2 separate regions of the Homo sapiens genome follow, and region 2 is linked to region 1. Evidence: chromatin loops called from intact Hi-C (ENCODE). Cell type or tissue: endothelial cell of umbilical vein. All regions are shown on one strand. Links, peaks and the distances in the headings refer to the core of each region. The heading gives the core; the rest is flanking DNA.

What was found. A loop is a pair of places that touch in the nucleus more often than their neighbours do. Peaks named below come from ENCODE experiments on the same cell type or tissue, not always from the same donor. Only the 100,000 strongest peaks of a DNase experiment are listed, where the experiment ranks them.
Region 2: it touches region 1 in a loop (2.4-fold over the local background); 4 of 110 quality-filtered maps call a loop at or near these places.

What each region holds. Positions count from the first base shown.
Region 1 is chr7:79,293,986-79,301,327 of GRCh38, reverse strand. The region is part of intron 1 of MAGI2 (membrane associated guanylate kinase, WW and PDZ domain containing 2); the gene reads left to right. Among named protein-coding and RNA genes, the nearest start is that of MAGI2-AS3, 160 kb to the left of the region's middle. In endothelial cell of umbilical vein, for the core only: a CTCF peak has its summit at 2,975; a DNase peak (open chromatin) is centred at 2,967.
Region 2 is chr7:79,616,161-79,623,502 of GRCh38, reverse strand. No RefSeq gene overlaps it. Among named protein-coding and RNA genes, the nearest start is that of MAGI2, 170 kb to the right of the region's middle. In endothelial cell of umbilical vein, for the core only: no CTCF peak of the experiment used is centred there; a DNase peak (open chromatin) is centred at 3,032; H3K27ac peaks cover 659 bases.

The DNA.
Region 1 (7,342 bases), core at 929-5,928:
GACTTTACAGGGTGCAGTCCCCATGGCTGCTCTCTTAGGCTGGATTTGAGTGTCTGTGGCTTTTCCAGGTGCAGAGCCCAGGCTGCCAGTGGATCTACCATTCTCAGATCTGGAGGATAGTGGCTCCCTTCTCCTAGCTCCACTTGGCAGTGCCTAAATAGGAACTCTGTGTGGGGGCTCCAAATCCACATTTATCCTCTGCCTTGCCATAGCAGAGGTTCTCTGTGGGGGCTCCACCCCTGCAGATGGCTTCTGTTGGGCACCCAGGCTTTTCCATACATCCTCTGAATTCTAGATGGAGGCTCCCAAGCCTCAAGTCTTGCACTCTGTGCACTCGCAGGCTTGACACCATATGGAAGCCACCAAGGCTTATGGCTTGCACCCTCTGGAGCTGCAGCCTGAGCTGTACCTGGACCCCCTTGAGCTAAGGCTAAAGCCAGAGCAGCCAGGATGTGAGAGCAGTATCTCCAGGCTGCACAGAGCAGCAGGGCCCTGGCCCATGAAACATTCTTTCCCCTAGGCCTCAGGCCTGTGATGTGATGGGCTGCCACAAAGGTCTCTGAAATGCCTTCAGGGCCTTTTTCCCATTGCCTTGGCTATCAACACTTGGCTCCTTTTGAATTATGCACATCTCTCTAGCAAGTAATTGCTCCACAGTCTGCTTGAATTCTTCTCCTGAAAAGGCTTTTACTTTTTCTGATACATGACCAGGCTGCAAATTTTCCCAATTTTTATGCTCTGCTATCCTTTTAAATATAAATTTCAAATTTAAGTCATTTCTTTGCTCCCACATCTGAGCATAGGTTTTTAGGAGCAGCCAGGTCACAACTTGAAAGCTTTGCTGCTTAAAAATATCTTCTACCAGATACCCTAAATCATCACTTTGAAGTTCAATACTTTCATATATCACTAAGTCATGAACAAAATGCAGCCAAGCTCTTTGCTAAGGCATCACATGTGTGACCTGTGCTCCAGTTTCCAATAAGATTTCTCATTTCAATCTGAGACCTCAGCAATCCAGACTTCACTGTCCATATCACTATCAGCATTTTGGTCACAACCATTTTACCAGTTTCCAAGAAATATCAAACTTTCTCTCATCATCTTGTCTTCCTCTGAGCCCTCCAAACTCTTCTAACCTCTGCCCATTACGCAGTTCCAAAGTCACATCCACATTTTCAGGTAACTTTATAGTAATGCCTCACTTCTCAGTACTGATTTTATGTATCAGGTTGTTCTTACACTGCTCTAAAAAAAATACCTGACACTGGGTAATTTATTTAAAAAGAGGCTTAATTGGCTCATGCTTCTGCAGGCTATATAGGAAGCATAGTGACAGCTGCCTCTAGGGGGGTCTCAGGAAGCTTCCAGTCATTGTGGAAGGCAAGGGGGAGCAGGTACTTCACATAGTGAAAGCAGAAACAAGAGAGAAAGAGTGAGGGGAGTAGATGTCACATACTTTTAAATGACCAGATTTTGTGACAGATCACTCCTTATAGCAAGCACAGCACCAAGCCATGAGGATCTGCTCCCATGATCCAAACACCTCCCACTAGGCCCCTCCTCTAGCATTGGGGATTACAATTCAATATGAGATTTGGGTGGGAACAAATATCCAAATGATATCACTGATCAATTATCGTTTTTTGTGTTTTTTTAGTGAATCTTTTTGAACCTATTTTGCCAACCGATTTGAAATATATAATTTTATATTACCATTTCAAGAAAGGAATGCCTTGGACAATAAAGATATCTTTTTTTTTTTTTTTTTTTGAGATGGAGTCTTGCTCTGTCTCCAGGCTGGAGTGCAGTGGCGCAATCTTGGCTCACTGCAACCTCTACCTCCCAGGTTCAAGCGATTCTCCTGCCTCAGCCTCCCGAAAGATATCTTTTTACATGGCTTATGCCTCTTCAAAATCTACTCCCAACTTACATTTCCAGGCCATCTCCTGACCATAAACAACTCAGAACTCAAGATTTTCACAACACTCTATGTCACCCCCTGCCTATCCATTTCCAGTTACATCATCTTCTTTTACCTAAATACCATTTATTCTCATTCCCATTTCTCTGCCCGGAAAATTTCTACTTAATCTTAAAAACCCACATCAAATATTCTTATATAAGGTCTTCCAACATCATCCTAAAGAATTACTTCCACTCCCCACCATGCTCACAATTCTGAGCATGCATCTATTATAAAACCCATCACATTGCCTTATTACTTATAGCAGAGAAATTACTTTTCTCTGCTTCAGTTTTTTAAAATTAAAACGTTATGTGGCATGAGCATCAAAACTGCCTAGTTTGCTAGGGCTGCCATGACAAAATACCATGGGGTGGCTTATACAACAGAAATTTATTTTCTCACAATTTTGGAGATTAGAAGCCTGAGATTAAGGTATTAATAGGGTTGGTTTCTTCTGAGGCTTCTCTTCTTGGCGTGTAGATATCTGTCTTTTCCCTCTGTCTTCACACAGTTTTCCCTCTGCATGTATGTGTTTCCAAATTTTCTCTTCTTATATGTACACTAGTCCTGTAGAATTAGCTCATTCTAAATTCACTACCTCACTCTAACTTGATTACCTTTTTAAAGACCCTGTTCCAAATACGGTCACATTATAAGATACTGGGGGTTAGGACTTCAACATATGAATTTTGGGGGGACACAATTTAGCCCCAAGTAGAGACCATGCTTAAATTATCTAGCCCTAACTCTTAACTCAGTTTCTACCATATAATAGAAACAATAAATATTTGTTAATGAACGCTATATTAATGAAAAAAATTTACTATGTATGATATGGTATTTAAAAATGTTTTTCTTATAATAAATTATAAGAACACTGGCAGGTTTTTTTGTGTGTTACAAAACAGCCATAATATTGTTTTTCACTAGCTTGTTCCTAAAAGAACTTACTTAGCTCCCCAAGTTAGGAACTCTCATAGCAATTTTGTTATGCTGCCACCAAGTGACACTTGATGGAACTGTTTCCACTTGTTCTGCAGAATCTAAGCTTTTGCTGAAATTAAAGATGATGAATCTCTCTTAAAACCTCTCAAAGACCCAATTATGACATTTTTGCATTTTAAAAATAAATTGCCCTCATTAAAACAAAAATGTAATCAAATATTGAAGAAAAATTGACAGGTAATTATATACGGCAAATATTTTTAAACTAATAAGACAGTATTCATCGTTCTCTGATAAAATGTTGATGTGCTAGATATAAAAAACAAACCATAACTTATATTCAACTTTAATTTTGACCACAAACATATCATAAGTCCACTCAGGAAGATAACACAGGTTTTAGTCCTTGCTGATCTTACAAAGAGACAAAAAGGTATCAGCAGCTTTTCTAACAGAGAGAAATGGTTGTTTTCCCTTAAATTTTGACTAGGAATGTAGCAGGGAATATCTGTTGCAAATATTAACTTGCTCATTCCCACCTGACGAAAGTTAAGTCAAAGCTGTGCTGAGATAGTACTTCAAAACTGTCCTTTCCACTCATTTGCCCAGCCATTCATTTTGCCTCAGGCAATAAATATTGCTGCTCAAAGAGGTCTTCCCTGACCACCTATCTAAAAAATACCCGCACTAAACCCAGTTATTCTCTATCAATAATATCACAAAACTTATTTCTCTGGATTTATATTATTCAGTTAATTTTTACTTATTTACAATATGGGCTTCTCTTGTTAGAAGATAAGCTCTATAGACCTTTTGATTCGTGATTCTGTTCCCATCAACTAGAAGAGTACTGGGTAGACTGCAGGTTATTAATAAATATTAATAAAATGAATGAATAGTATCTGACTAATTAGAATAAATTAAAATTTAACTGAGGCTCTTAGTCAACTGCCTTCTCGATGATAGTTCTCACATGGGAAGAGCCTGTAAATGACTGTGTGAATTCTTCCAGCTCTTTACTAGGATGGAAATGCAAGGAGAAGGCACTGAGCTCAATGCTTAATCTATTTTATTTCATCTAAAACATGCAATCCCCATCTATCTTGCTCATCTTCCTCCTGGCATCTCTAGTATTTTAATATCATAGTTTATCAATTTGAAAAATTACATCTTTTACATTTTTACATTTCTAAAATTGGGATGCATCTTTCAATTAATGGGAAATTGCAAACACTGTAGGCCAGGTGGTGGTTGTGATGTATGAATTTGTCATTGCCTGCACATGTGCAAACTTGATTGCTCTTCCTGCTGGCATGACTGAATGACTCCGTTCTCTTGAGGTTTCAACTTAATGAAATACTTAAGGGTTATTTTTTGTTTTACTTTATTTATAACTGACACATAATTGTACATATTTATGGGGTATGGTGTGATATTTCAATACATGTATTACACTGTATAATGTCAAATCAGAGTAATTAGCACATCCATCACTTTAAATACATATTATTTCTTTGTAGTGATATCATTCAAAATCCTCTCTTCTACCTATGTTGAAATATACCATAAACTATTGTGAGTTATAGTCATTCTATTGTGAAGTAGAACACCAGAATGTCTTCTTTCCATCCAACTGTAACTTTATGCCCATTGCCCAACCTTCCTCATTCTCCCCTCTCCTCTATACTAACCAGCCTCTGACAACCACCATTCTACTCTCTACTATGAATCAACTTTTCAGGATTCCACATATCCTTTTCAGGATCCCACCACCTGGCCCACAGTGTTTGCAATTTCCCATTATGAGCTCATGTGGTATTTGTCTTTTTGTGCCTGGCTTATTTTACTTAACATAATGTCCTCCAGGTTCATCCATGTTGCCACAAATGATAGGATTTTGTTCTGTTTTATGACTGAGGAGTGTTATATTGTGTATATATACCACATTTTCTCTATCCATGCATGTGTAGTTGGACACTTCAGCTGATTATGTCCTTGGCTATTATGAATAGTGCCACAATAAATACGGGAGTGCAGAGATCTTTTCAACACAACTGATTTCATTTCTTTCAGATATATACCCAGTAGTGGGATTGACAGATCATATGGTAGTTCTATCTTCAAATTATATGAAAAGGGGATATGATTTCTGATATTGTAGTCTGAAAACTTTCTATTACAACTTTAGATAAGATTAAAGGACCAGCAATAGCATCACAGAATGGGTGGAAATGACTTGGAAGAAAATCTACAGAGACAAGAGTGGAGCACTCTTTTTAGAGATGCCACAATATCAATGCTCTTGTGGCACAAAGAACAATATTGTACTGAAACATGGATTTGAACAACTCTGAGTTAATGCACAATTAGGAAAGTTAAATCCTGAATGTGAAGATTTTTAGGAATAGTTTCACTTTTCTTGTTTTCTGTTTTCATTTTCACTAGAACAGCATATGACAAATCTATGTCTAAATAAGCCTAAAATAATATTTTGAATAAATATATAAGTAAAATTCAAAGTAATAAGACATAATTTGTCACAATTTAATTGGAAGTGTGTTTTCTTCTTGATCACGTTTAAAATTATGATATATCTAATAATTGAAGGCATCTTACTATCACCGAAATGTGGTATTGTCTACCAAGTACCAAGCACAATGCTAGTCACTGCGGATACAAGAGTGTGAAAAAAAAATTCCTGCTTTCGTAAAGCTAGCCTGGCTTCACTAGCTGCACTACTCTACCACCTCCCCTAGACCAGAGGTAAATGAAGTAGTGATATAAGCCATTGTTTGAAAGTGTCTGGACAGGCATACTAAATAATCCTGGGAAGAATAGGAAGTATATTAACCATTTTCCCTTGACTCGACCGTGCCTGAAGGAGCTTTTAAAGAGGTAATTGAAAAGCAATTATATATTTAGCAAATATAATATGCTATGGATATTGTTAATGGTTGTACCAAGAAAATCTCTAAGTTGTATTTATTATTTCTTCCATTGGATATACTGCAGGTGATAGCACTGATTATTTTATACTGAAGTCACTTTTTGTCTTGATTTTGTACTTAAGTACCATAATGTATTCTGCAATCTTTGTCTATTCCTTCACTATCTGAACTCTGGTCTTAAAATATATAACACTTCTTTGGGCATGAGGACATATAAAATTAGCTCTAAAGTTTGTAACTAATGGATTTCCAATTAAGCTTGTCATTTACCTTTTTTTTGTTTTATAATGTTTTAAATTTTAAAATTTTCTGAAAAACCTGGAATTGCTGTTAGATTCTATGGCAAAATAAAACTCCATCAAGAAAAGATATATTTATTCTCCAGAGAATTTCATTAATTTCAACCACTAAAAGAACTACCACAATATGGCCAGTTGCGGTGGCTCAAGCCTGTAATCCCAGCACTTTGGGAGGCCGAGGCGGGCAGATCACGAGGTCAGGAGATCGAGACCATCGTGGCTAACACGGTGAAACCCCGTCTCTACTAAAAAAAAAAAAAGTACAAAAATTTAGCCGGGAGTGGTGGCGGGCGCCTGTAGTCCCAGCTACTCAGAAGGCTGAGGCAGGAGAATGGCGTGAACCCGGGAGGCGGAGCTTGCAGTGAGCCGAGATTGCGCCCCTGCACTCCAGCCCGAGTAACAGAGTGAGATTCCGTCTCAGAAAAAAAAAAAAAAAAAAAAAAAAGCTACCAAAATATAATCTTATTGTACATAATGAAACATAGCACAATTAAATTAAATGCTGACTTGATCAGGTCGGGTTATCACCTAGTATGTTCAAAAAGAAAAAGAATAAACTCCTCAGCAAGATATCCTAGACTGTCTACCAAGTGACTTCACTGAGACAGCCAAGTAAAAAGGACTCTCTGGAGAATCTCTGACAGACAGGCCTGTGCACTGAGAGGATGGGGCGGACCCATGGAAAGTTTGTGCTGTTTGCATTGGGGAGGAGCCTGGCTTCCCCTGTTCCATACTGGTAACCTAAGGTTCAATCGGTGAGATGGGGGCCTGTTAATGGGAACCTCTCTAGCTTTGCTGAGTTTTTTTTTTCCTTTTCTGCCCAATAAATTCTATTTTTCGCACCCTTCTATGTGTCCGCAAGCCTAATCTTTTCTGGTCACGTGACAAGAAAATGGTTTTTAGCTGAATTGAGGAGAAAGGAGAAAGTCCTACAACATCACCATACATATTCTTCATTATTTTCTTTTTCCTTTTTTTTTTTTTTTTTTGAGACGGAGTCTCACTCTGTTGCCCGGGCTGGAATGCAATGGTGCAATCTTGGCTCACTGCACCCTTTGCCTCCTGTGTTCAAGCAACTCTTTTGCCTCAGCCTCCTGAGGGGATTACAGACTCACGCCAGCACACCTGGCTAATTTTTATATTTTAAGTAGAAAAGGGGTTTCACCATGTTCGCCAGGCTA
Region 2 (7,342 bases), core at 1,119-6,118, 320 kb before region 1:
ATTTAGTGTCTTTGTGAACCATCTAGAATTTGTTTATTTGTGACCTGTAAATAGAATCCATATTTTTTCTTGGGGCCAGTGTCAGCATACTGTCACACAAAAATAAATAAAACAACAACTGCTACGCAAACCTCACAAAAGTACTGATGAGAGGGATCTCTTCTGAAGGATTGCTGTCAATACTAAAGAGCGGTTTAAAAGAACATAGCATGCAGTCTACTGAAACACATTTTAAATGCTTCTATCCTAAGTTCTATTACTCATGCCAGCAGTTCAACTCTCCCCCTCTATAAATCTAGTGGTCCTGTGCCCTTTCCCGCAAGGATCACCTGCACCACTTCCTATTTGGAGACGCTTGGATTCTCTCTGTTCTCTCATTTGTTCATATTTCCCAAAGGCCATTTTCCACCTTACCAAGGGTACCAGCAGCCAATATACATAAAGTTTTTAGAAGGCAATGAACAAAAGAAAACTTGCCAGACACAAGCACTTTATTTCCTTCCCATTATGACTAATTACCAACTTGTATTACAACTCTGATGCAAAAAAGTAAATATGACTCAGAGTACCTGTCAATTTTTATTTACAACATGAAACTATGCTCACTCATGTTAATTTATAGTTCATTGATTACACAGTGCAAGAAGACTGAAGCAAGAGCAGTGTGGGGTGAGAAGGCAAGAGAGTGTCAGCAAACTGAGACCATAATTCTGAGTGAATTGAGCCTAATTTGCTGGATAAATGTCAACAAATTTCTGAGAAACTCCCAAGGCTGCGTATTACCTTAGGTACAGCAAAGTTTGGTTTGGTTTAAAAAAATCTTTTCAGCCATACCTCCCTACCTGTGTGTCTTATTCAAACTCAAGATAGCCTTGGCTATGCTCTGGAACTTCTTCATGACTTAATTATCAGCAACTGTCATTCTGTGCCTTCCATTGCTAAGTCTTTCCTTCTTATTCAGAATAGTGACACAGAAGAAAGTAGCATAAAAACTCTTTCCTCTACTAAATGCATCAGACTTGTCCAACTCTATATTGATTTCCACATTTTTCCTTATTTGGTTATAATTCTAATATTGAGACCCTTGGTTTCTCTTTATTCTGTTGGTTCTACCTCTCCACTGATGACACTTGCTCAGCTCATCCACAGGCCCAGTAGACAAACAGCACGAACTACACTCCTCAGAAGAAAAGGGGCCAGACATGGTGGTTTCATGTCTGTAATGCCAGCACATTGGGAGGCTGAGATGGGAGGATCACTTGAAATCTAGGGTTTCAGGACAGCCTGAAAGGCTGAAGAAAAAGCTGTAGAAAAGCTGAAGGAAAAAAAAAATATATATATATATATATATATTTTATACATATAAAATGTTGTGTACGTGTATATATATAACATGTTGTATAGAGTATGTGTATGTATATATAGTGTATGTGTGTGCCTGATTATATATATATATAAAATTAGCTGAATATGGTAGCGTGTATCTGTAGTCCCAGCTACTCAGGAGGCTGAGGCAGGAGTATCTCTTGAGCCCAGGAGTTTGAGGTGCCAGTGAACCATGATCCTGCCACTGCATTCCAGCCTGGGTGACAAAGGGAGATCTTGTCTCAAAAAAAAAAAAAAAAGAGAGAGAGAAAGAGAAAAGGGAAAGGATTAGAGATTGCGCTAGCCACGAGTTTCCTCATTGAGGAATTCCCATTTGTGGCTGTGCACCAAAATCACCAAGGAAACTTGAAAAGTTTTGGTTCTGTAACTCCAGAGTTACTGCCTTGAAAAACTATTACAAAAAAGGAACATTTGCTTTTACAGGGTTGAGATCTACTGCTTTAAGAATGGTTGGGTGACTAACAGGTTTTAGAATACTTTAGGATAGGGAAATTCTATTAAGAGAACCAAAAATGAACTCATCAAAATTAATAGAATAGAAATTGATACGTTTTTCTAATACTCCCAAAGAAGTGTGTTCAATGCAATACTAATTAATCAAGTGTTTAATACACTGCTCTTTTCTTATTTATATCAGTGAAATTGTCTTGTGACAGTTGTTACTTATTTTCTTATGTCTTATTTTGTAGTTCCTGGAGAAAGGATGAGAATAAAGTTATCTCTTGGGTAACTTTAAAAAAAATTTTCTTATTTGAACTTGTTCTAATAGATCTAATTTTCTAATTGATTGCTTCTCCATAAACCCTGAAAGTCCAAAATTCAAGCCAGTAGAAGCCAGAATGTTTGAAATTCAGATTAGTACTTTATTTCATTTCTTTTTTTCTGTAGAAAGTGTCCTTCCATCCCCGCTAGTATCATAATTCAAGTAAACTTTGATATACGTTTCAACATCCACTATTTATTCCTGTCTATAAAAAGTTTCAGCAATATGCTATGCTCTGTAGCCAAAGTTAAAAACAGTTATGCCAACTGGCTTAATTTATTAAATACTACTCAAAAAAGGAAAAACTTAATAAATTCCATTTACCCTACGTGTAATTGAAAGTTTTGTGAAGTGTTGAGAGTGTCATTCACTTTCATGGCTTGATGGTAGTCAAACGCTTTGTATAAGATAACAACATTGAAAAAAAAATGTTTTACTGCTTCACTGCTTAACCCAAGTTGATATACATATAATTAATTTCCTCTAAGAGAAACAGTTGTTTTTGTTTTTGTTTTCACAACAACTCACAAATAGATTTCATACCTATGGCTTTTGGACCAATTGAACACCAGGCCTATTTTAATTTTATTGTGTATCTTGTCTTTTCTTCAGCAGATCTTCACAATACCTGAGGTTTGAGTGAGTACCTTGAAGCTGATGACTCCAAATATATACTATATGCTCACATTTCTGTCTTAAACTACAAACTAGTGTGTTTATTAGGTGTATATTTCTGTTCTCACACTGCTATAAAGAACTACCTGAGACTGGGTATTTTATGGAGAAAAGCTTTAACTGACTCACAGTTCCACAGGTTATACAGGAAGCATAGCTGGGAGGCCTCAGGAAACTCACAATCATGGGAAAAGGCAAGGGAGAAGTAAGCACGTGTTACCATGGCAAAGCAGGAAAAAAAAGGGCAAAGAGGGAAGTGCTACACACTTTTAAACAATCAGATCTCATGAGAACTCATTCACTCTCACCAGAACAGCAAGGTGGAATTCTGCCCCCAAGATCCAATCACATCCCACCAGGTCCTTCCCCCAACATTGGGAATTACAATTCAACAGGAGACTTGGGTGGGGAAAAAGAGCTAAACCATATCACTAGGTAATCTACCTGTATATTAAAAATTCAAAATAAAAAAATAAATAAAAATTAGCCTACATTATTCCCTCAACCTTAGCTCCCATCTCCATTTCATAGCAAAGCCGTCACTTTTTCCTAAAGTAAAAACCAAAAAAGAAAAGGAACTTCCATCCCGCTCTCTTTACCTCTATCTTTGCTGTTAATCTTTTACCAAGTACCTCAAATCTTCCTTGAACTACTGAAATAATTTTTTACTAGGCCCTGTGTTGTCTCATTTATCTTTTTCTAACACCCATATCTGATTATATCACTGTCATTGATATTTCTTCAGTGACTCCCACTGTTAAACAAAGGATAAAACTAATAATCCAAACAATTTAGCTTTATTGTGAGTGTGGCTCCTTAGATTTTTGCCTACTGATGCAATATCACCATGTATCAAGCTCCCCACATTGGAAATTCCAGCAATGCTAACTTACTCAATGTTAACCTCAAGACTCTGGGGTCTCTCCTACCTTCATGCCTTATATCTTAGTTCCCTTGATGCTTTATTAAAACCACTCTTCATTCTTCATGAAAAGCAGCACAAACTGACTCTGTCTAGGTGATTCAAGCAGAAAGAGAATGTTTTGAAAACATATCTAAGGCCACAGAATATCACTGAGAAGTCCTAATAAACAAATTCTTCTCTCTCCCAAAAAATAGTAGAAACAAAAGGAGGTAAGGTCAGAGATTGCAACCCAGCTGTTACCTTCACTGGACCAAGGATGGTACCACTGGTACTGCTATTCCTAGAGACTGGATGTTGGAGGCACTGCTACTGCTACTGCCACTGCCACGCCCAGGTGGGAGGGTCTAATAGCCACCCCTAGCGGTCTGGCTCACGCTCTATTTCCCAGAGAGATTAGGAAAGTGAGTCTCCCTGGCATTATTTACTCCTGTCTCAAACAGTAGACAATTACCAAAATATACAAAACATTCTGATGCTAAATAGCAAAACAAAGAAAAAAGCACATTGTGTCTGTTTTCTACTGCTGCTGTAACAAAGCACCACAGACTTTGTGGCTTAAAACAACACAAATGTGTAAATCCCAGCACTTTGGGAGGCTGAGGTGGGTGGATCACGAGGTCAGGAGTTTGAGACCAGCCTGGCCAAGATGGTGAAACCCCATCTCTACCAAAAAAAAAAAAAAAAAAAAAAAAAAATTTCCCAGGCGTGGTGGTGGGTGTCTGTAACCCCAGCTACTCGGGAGGCTAAGGCAGGAGAATCGTGAACCCAGGAAGCAGAGGTTGCAGTGAGCTGAGATCTCGCTACTGCACTCTAGCCTGGGCAACAAGGGTGAAGCTCTGTCCCCGCCTCACCACCCCCCACCCCCAAAAAAAGTGCCACTGCACTCTAGTCTGACAACAGGGCAAGAGTCCATCTCAAAAACAAACAAATAAACAAAATGAACACAAACTTATTACCCTATAATTCCTGGAAATAAGTAGTTCAAAATGAGTCTTACTGGGCAAAATCAAAATATCTTACTTTGGGGCCTTCTGTGTTCCTTCTGGAGACTCTAGGAAAGAGTATGTTTCCTTGCCTTCCCCAGCTTCTAGAAATTTCCTGTATTCCTTGGTTGCTGGCCCCGCATGAATCAGACTTCTGATTTTGTCATGATATCTCCTTCTCTGACCCTGGTTCCCTCTTCCACTTCTAAGGACAAATAATCTAGGGCAGTCTTTTCAAGACTTTTAACTTGATCACATCTTCAGAGTTCTTTTTATTATGTAGGGTAACATATTCACAGGTGTTAGATATTAGGATGTGGACTTTTTGGGGTGGTCATTAATCTGCCTACAACAAGCAAAAACTAAAAGAAACAGGATTCCTCTTCCATGAAGCCTTTCTGAATTCCCACAGACAAACAAGGGCATCTTCCTTGTAGGCTCATAGAGTTATTTTGTTACATTTCTATTGGTGCAGGTACTGATTTCCCAGTTTAGTCTACTAGACACAGAGATAAAGATATGTGTGCCATCTTTATCTCTATTTTTCAGTGATAATTACATATTTGATACCTAGTAGCTATTAAGAAATAATGGCTGATTGAAAAAGTACTAACCACAATTAAGATTAAAATTATAGTATTCTTAAATTGAGACCTTTTTTTTGTATCCTGATTGAAATGTGTTTATCTATATTTGGTTTCAAGAGATTGTTGTATCATGGCAAAAAGAGAAAAGTGAATTAATCAGCTCCAAAGTCCTGAAATTCCATTTTCAAGACCGACAAATGTTAATATTAAATAACACATTCCCCTTCCTTCAGCGTTAGCTGAGGATTTTTTCTCATCTATTTTTCCCTATAGCTTCCCAAAATTTTACTGTATATTATAATAAAATATCATGTAAAACAATCTAACTTTACATATTTGGAAAATAAAGCATAGTTTGCAAACTAATAGGCATGATAAGAAACCATAAATCTGTCATTGTGGAAAACAATATGAGTTTTCTTATAACTTCATTTATTTATAAATACCACATGCCAAAAAAATTCATCATGATATTAAGCTATAGTGTTAACAAATGACAACTAGTTTTCAAAAGGTACTTTTGGGATTCCCCCCCCATTGCAGAAAAATTTCTCAGTTGTATATTACTGAAAGCAAGGAAAAATAAACACAATACCTCTGCCAATTTTTCTAGGTAAGACTAATTTTGTTCAGGTAGGTAAAGAATATTGATATTAATATTAGTATATTTATTAACAAATATCTGAATATTTGACATATAGTTTTCTGTGAGAAAATGACAATTTTTCAATGAAATATTTACTGGGTTGCTAGCATGTTTCACAGACTGCAGAATGATTGAGGGGAATGGCAAACACTTGATCAGTGCTATGAAAAGCACTAGGAGCTTGGATAATTTACCACTAACCGAAAATGATTTTCTGTGTATGTAACTCATCAGCAGCATCATTTGGAAATAGGAGGCAATAACAGCTGTAAAGCTAGGGGCCTACTGTCATATGCGAAGATGGGATTAGATTTTCTAGCTTAGGTTTGCTCACCATTTTATTGCTTTGACAGCCATAAAATGAAGTACCACCATTCTCATTAGGTGTATTTAGGAAAAAACAACAGAGTCACAACATGAAACAAATGGAGGCTTTTGTAAAAAACTCAGCTCCTCGTCAGTTAGTGCAAACAATCCATAAACTACAATCTACGGACCTACAATGGCATGGTAGGTCAGCAAATAAGGATTGTGCCTGTACAAATGTAAACTTACAACAAAGTTGTAACCACCCAATAGGTTCACCTTGCCTGCTGCCTAGATGGAGACAATTTATCAAGACAGCGGAATTTCGATGGATAAAGAGTAATGCATGCGGAACCAACTGTTCAGGAAACCACTGTTTTATTACCGGTCAAATTGTGTCCCGAGTTGGTTTCTTTCAAGGGTTCTTGGTTTCACTGACTTCAAGAATGAAGCCGCAGACCTTCACGGTGAGTGTTACAACTCTTAAAGATGGTGTGTCTGGAGTTTCTTCCTTCCAGTGGGTTTGTGGTCTCGCTGACTTCAGGAGTGAAGCCGCAGACCTTCGCAGTGAGTGTTACAGCTCTTAAAGGTAGTGCAGACCCAAAGCGTGAGCACCAGCAAGATTTGCGAAGAGCAAAACAACAAAGCTTCCGCACCCGGAATGGGGACTCCAGCAGGTTGCGTCTGCTGGCTCTGGTTGCCAGTTTTTATTCCCTTATTTAGCCCTGCCCACATCCTGCTGATTGGTCCATTTTACAGAGTGCTGATTGGACCATTTTACAAAGTGCTGATTGGTGCATTTTTACAGAGAGCTGATTGGTGTGTTTACAATCCTTTAGCTAGATACAGAGCGCTGATTGGTGCATTTACAATCCTTTAACTAGACACAAAAGTTCTCCAAGTCTCCACCTGACCCAGAAGCTCAGCTGGCTTCACCTCTCAAAATCAGTCTCCTGGAGCATTCGAGCATCAGAGTTTTTAAAGATAATTTGGCGGGTAAGGGCTTGTGATGTGGGGAGTGCTGATTGATCAGGTTGGCGATGGAATCATGGAGTTAGAAGTGAGTTTTTC